Regions from separate parts of the Homo sapiens genome. Here region 1 is linked to region 2. A link is a loop called in an ENCODE intact Hi-C map of the cell type or tissue named here. Cell type or tissue: mammary epithelial cell. All regions are shown on one strand. Links, peaks and the distances in the headings refer to the core of each region. The heading gives the core; the rest is flanking DNA. Region 1 has its middle 56 kb from the start of CD8B2. Region 2 has its middle 34 kb from the start of LINC02946.

The links. Peaks named below come from ENCODE experiments on the same cell type or tissue, not always from the same donor. Only the 100,000 strongest peaks of a DNase experiment are listed, where the experiment ranks them.
Region 1: it touches region 2 in a loop (7-fold over the local background); 10 of 110 quality-filtered maps call a loop at or near these places.

Annotation. Positions count from the first base shown.
Region 1 is chr2:106,541,526-106,544,445 of GRCh38, forward strand. It overlaps a transcript of CD8B2 not described here. Among named protein-coding and RNA genes, the nearest start is that of CD8B2, 56 kb to the left of the region's middle. In mammary epithelial cell, for the core only: a CTCF peak has its summit at 1,399; no DNase peak of the experiment used is centred there; H3K4me3 peaks cover 136 bases.
Region 2 is chr2:105,574,998-105,577,917 of GRCh38, forward strand. No RefSeq gene overlaps it. Among named protein-coding and RNA genes, the nearest start is that of LINC02946, 34 kb to the right of the region's middle. RefSeq lists an enhancer at 1,533-2,431. In mammary epithelial cell, for the core only: a CTCF peak has its summit at 1,525 (motif pointing right); DNase peaks (open chromatin) are centred at 1,574 and 2,154; H3K27ac peaks cover 801 bases.

The DNA.
Region 1 (2,920 bases), core at 125-2,624, 970 kb after region 2:
ACCAGCAATCACCTGGCCCAAAACGTCAAAGGTATGAGGTTGAGAAACCATTTTAGAATGCATTTTTCAAACCGTAAGATGCGACCTGTTAGTGGATTATGAAATCTCTCTCTATTAATGAAATAGAGACCATACAAGGTGGGAGTGCATTACATATTGTATGTATGTTTGCATTATATGAATGTCCACCACACATGCATGTATATTTCTGTATATTGAGTGGCATTGTGAAAGGCATTCTTTATTGCAGGTTGCAGTTTAAAAAGTTGGAAAGTCACTGGAATAGAGAACCTACCAACATATTTCATCCCTTCTATCCTTCCAACTCCACCACGAATCTGCCCTATCTTGGCAGAGCTGTATCCAGAGCCCAGGCATGGCTTCAACTACAGCCTCTGCCAGCCATCCCATTGCAGTGTAAGCTAGAGGTCAAGGCTGTTCACTCTCTGGCGGGACCACCGTTCCCCATGGCTCAGCCTTCACTCTACCTCCAGCCAACTTTTCCTTCTTCCAACTCTCCATAAACTTTGTCTTGACTGTTCCCTGTCTGATACGCCACTTGCCACTTTAACTGGTCAATTCTTACTTAACCTTTGAAGACAAACCTTCAGCCTCCCCTCCTCTGTAGATCCTCAGGGACTTCAGCCCTTGTAGAGTTCACGGTCTCCGTCTCTGTTGTCTGCACAGCATTTTGCGCATCCCTCTGATATAACAGTCATTATCTGGGGTTCACGGCTGGTCAGCTGTGGGCTCACTGCGGGCAGTAACTAGATCTGACTTCTCTTGCCATCTTTGGAAACTAAAAGAGTGACTTATACACATATGAGGTGCTCAAAGGCATTTGACTAATACAGTCATGAATAGAGATTGTTACTTAGAGTCCTTATATTACTAATTATTTTGTAAACTGAAATATATTTTTGTGAGGAAAAACTCTCAATATATATCCTGGATTTTCATTAATGTGCATTTTCTTCCACTTTCAAGTTAATTCTTTTTTTTTCCTGATTATTTAACAAATACATGCCTATTAAAGACAACTTTGGGTAGACCAGAAGGATGTAAAGAAATCCTTCCCCATGAAGGATATATATTATGTAATGTATAAAATAGGTTATATAAATATATAGGTATATATTATATATGAAGTATATATTATATATGAAATATATATTATATATGAAATATATATGAAACATACTATATATGAAATATATATGAAATACATACTATATATGAAGTATAAATAAATATAAAAGTATATACATTTTACATATGTATATGTACGTATGTGTGTATAAGTGAATACATGTGCGCCCATCATCCAGCCCCGGCTTATCAACTGAGCAGTGCCCCTAACATTTCCGTACGTTGCTCGGGGTCAGGCTAGACTCTGCTGCCCCCGTGTGTTCCAGCGCAGAACTGCATAAAGAAAGAGGAGCGCTCGGCCATGCCGCACAGGTCCGGGAGGTTCGCGTTAATGTACCCTGTTTTTGAGCCCAAGGAACAAGTATTTAGTCATGATTGCCACTCGTTATAGGCTCTGTTAACAGTGTAAAGAAAGTTGGAAGTTCTCTCCTGAGAAGAAGTAACTTCAATGCGGAAGGACCCGGGCTTCTCATGTTTCTCTTTGTATCCCGACCGCCGGGAACTGCCTTACCTGCAGCTACAAAGTCCTGCAAGTGAGGCTTAGGTATTTTCAAATAAAATATCAGGCTTGGCGGAGTGGCTCACGCTTGTAATCCCAGTACTTTGGGAGGCTGAGGCCTCCTGGGAAGATCGTTTGAACCCAGCAGTTCGAGACCAGCCTGGGCAATATAATAAGAACCCCTCTTTACAAAAAAATAAAATAAAATTAGCCGGTCGTGGTGGCACCCACCTATGGTCCCAGCTACTTGGGAGGCTGAGGATTGGAGGATTGCTTGAACCCGGAAGTTGAGGCTGCCGTGGGCCATGACTGCACTACTGCACTCCAGCCTGGGTAACAGGGCGAGACTCTGTCTCAATATAAATAAATTAATTAAACAAAATAAAGAATATAAAAGTAAAAAGAAACAAAATATCCAAAGCCAAGACTGCACCACTGCACTCCAGCCTGGGTAACAGGGCGAGACTCTGTCTCAATATAAATAAATTAATTAAACAAAATAAAGAATATAAAAGTAAAAAGAAACAAAATATCCAAAGCCTGTCAATCCATGATGTAAATATCAGGATCTTCTGAATTCCAGTAGCCCTGGACCATGGAGAACCCAGTGAAATTACTCTTATTGACTGGAGCTAGGGCTGTCTTAGTTGGACAGTTTATATTTCAAGCTTTCTATGAGTTTCACAGGTTCCATGAACTTGGATGGATTTCTGTGGATTTGTGCTTATACACTGAAAGTTTTGTGATGTACATTGCCCATCTTTTGCATCTGATTCGATTGTTCTTCTCTACTCATGAAAGTCCTATTTTTCTTCCAGACCCAGATCTTGTGAACTGTTTTCACATTTCCCCATGGATGCCTAGCAAGGGACTGGGACTGCCTGATCCGCTTTGGTCAAGAGCACGTGGGTGGCCTGTGTGCAGGCTTATCATCAATAATTGCAGGACTTGGTGGAGTATGGTTGAACAGGTGCTCAGACTGCATGCGTGTCTAGCGAGGCCATCCTGAAGCTGCATGGGAGTTGTAAAAAAGTTACCAACAAGTTTTTAGTTATTTGAATAGGTTTTTGAATAGATTTGGAATGTGGGAAGCAGTTGCAGAAATAAACGTCTTAATGACTAAATGTAGCTTGCTGTTTTTAGCCCAGTTTCACAGATCACAACTCTGACCATACTAGTGGGTAGTTTATGTGTCTTCTCATGCGGGGAGAGCCGTTCAACTCACTCCTGAGGCTTAGGCCCAGGTTGGAAGGGGACGGACTCCCAGCTGGG
Region 2 (2,920 bases), core at 327-2,826:
AAAGCATTTTGGAATGCTTTTAGTTGCAAGAAACAAATGAACAAAACTAACCCCAAGGAACATAAACAATACAGGAAATTTAAAACTCACAAAGACTTAAAGCCTGAAAATAGATTTGCCTTCAGGTGAAGCTTGATCCAGGACCTCCATGACCCAATTTTTTTCCATCTTTCCTGTTTTCAGATTTCCATTCTTGGCAATGTCCTCTCCTCTCTCAACCTCGGCTTGTCCTCTCAACCCCTTTGCTAGCCTGCTCCCTGGGAACTAAGAAGGGGTTCCCAGAGAAGGTAATGCTTAGAATTTTGAGGCAGAATGTGCATGGGATTGACAATAAAGAAAGCACATTCCAGAAGGGAGTATCCTTCTCAAAGGCAAGAAGGAGTGAAGCCACAGGAGAGTCAGGGGAGCTGCAGGTAGTTTTTATGCTGCTGGAGGAGAGAGTCTACTTGAGGGACTAGCAGTGATGGATGCTCAGGGGTAGGGAGGAGGTAGCAGGAGGAGGGATGGGGACCATGAGCTCTGTTCTGAGCGGAGCTGAGGTGGAAGCACTTTATCCTGAAGACGATGGAGAATAATTCTAAGCTGCGTATGCAAGGATGGGATCTGCACTTCAAAGTGAAAGCAAAAAAGACCAACTCAAACAATAAGAAAGTGTATTATCTCATAGAACTGCAAGTTCAGAGGGAGGGTGGGTCCAGGCTTGGCAAGATTAGTGGCTCAAAGATACCCTCAAGGACCTAGTTTCTTTCTGTTTCTCTGTTCTGCCACTTTCTGTGTGAGCTTCAGCCAAGGTCTGGCTCCCGGCATGGTTGCAGGATCGCAGCCAGAGGCAGGCAGGGCCATATGTCGTTCCCAAACCCATCCAATAATGGAGACAGAGAGGGGGCGGAGAGAAGGAAAGGGAGAGGAAAAGGGAGAGAGAGAGGTTCCAAAGGGGCCCATCGGGAACAAGGAATCTGAGTGGGAAACCAACAGTGCCCTTCTCGAAGGCTTTCATTTCCTTCTTCAACACCCAGGGCCTGTTGTATTTCGGAATTCAGTACTTTTTGGATTTCAGGAGGGTAACAGAGTGCCTGTACCTCATCTTTTAGGAGGGTAACAGAGTGCATTAGACCCCACAGGGGCTCTGAGGTGCTGACCCCACCCCACCACACCAATGACTCTGCATAAAGGGCATGGACGCCAGGTGCCCTGCTCAGTCAGGGCAGGCTTGGCAGCCCGGGGGCCACAGTGTGCGGCGCGTTCCTTCATTCTTGTATGGACCCCAGTGCCCAGGACGTTCCTTGACTGCTCTGTGAGCAGGGGGAGGAGGGCTGGAGGGAGCGGGTGGGGGGGCAGTCAGAGAGGTGATTTCTGAGGCTATGGGGACGTGCCAGTGGGTTGCGAGATGGTCTGAAGGAGAACAGACGCGACGGGAGTGGGAAACTGTGGGGACACGAAAGAGATTCCAGAGAAATGAGGAGGCAAGGGTGAAAGAGGATTACCTGGAAAAATCAAATAGCAGAGTCCTTCTTCTGCCACTAGAGGTCATGAAGAATTAAGACTAAGTCACTTAAATTGGTGAGGTGTTTGCAGTTCCTTTCTGTGAAAAGATCTCCAGGACAAAGAGACAAACAAAGAGATTTGTTGACGTATTTCAGATCCAGAACGATGAGCTACACACTTTCTGAAATCCACAAGTGTGTGTCTCGTAAGCTCCTATGAGTGTGGTCTTTCTTAAGAGCTCAAGCTCCCTCCGGTCTTGAATTGCCTTGACATCACACACTCAGGTGGGCCCTGCCTCCAAGCCCACCTTGTGAAAACAGGGACGGGGGACCGCCACTAGGGAGAGAACGTGAGAGTTGGAAGGGGCCCAGGCCCATGGGAAGTCCAAAGTGGGCTGTCCAGGTAGGGAATCTGAGGCCAGTGAGGAAAGAAGGACTTTTCGAGGCCACAGAGCTGTGTGGGGCAGAGGTGGCACTAGAGTGAGTTTCCCTGGTGTGAGGCCCAGGCTCTGTCCTCTGCATGATCCGGGGGTGGGGGACGCTGGAAGCCTGGTTGACTAGAAGGAAAGACAAGCCAGAGGCCAGTGCTACTCTCCACTTCTGCCCTTTGCTGAGCTGGCCCTGACCCCTTCCAGGCCTCAGGGCCTCCTGCTGCCCTGACTTAAAGCTCCGTTTCCCACGATCTGTACAGATCCTGACTCACACCCTCCTCTTCATGTCCTTGGGCTACTTTCTCTTTGACTAACAGTTTTAAATTTTTATTTATTTTTATTTTTGATACATAGTATTGTACACATTTATGAGGTATGTGGAATATTTTTACATGCACAGAATGTGTAATGATTAAGTCAGTACAAACATAAGTTAGAAAGAAGAAATAAGGTTTTTTTTCTTTCTTTTTTTTTTTTTATTTGAGATGGAGTCTCGCTCTGTCGCCCAGGCTGGAGTGCAGTGACTTGATCTCGGCTCACTGCAAGCTCTATCTCCCAGGTTCACGCCATTCTCCTGCCTCAGCCTCCTGAGTAGCTGGGACTACAGGCGCCCGCCACCATGCCCAGCTAATTTTTTGTATTTTTAGTAGAGACAGGGTTTTACCATGTTAGCCAGGATGCTCTTGATCTCCTGACCTCGTGATAAATAAGTTTTTTTAGTAAAGTAATTCAAACTTTTCGATTCGGGGTACATGTGGAGGTGTGTTACAAGGGTATGTTACATGATGCTGAGGTTTGTGGTATGATTCATCCCATCACCCAGGTAGTGAACATAGTACCCAATAGGTACTTTTTCAGCATTTGTTCCTTCCCCTTCGTCCCCCCTCTAGCAGTCCTCAGTGTCTATTGCTGCCATCTAAATGTTCATGAGTATCCAGTGTTTAGCTCCCACTTATAAGTGAGAATATTTGGTATTTGCTTATCTGTTCCTCCATTAAGTCACTT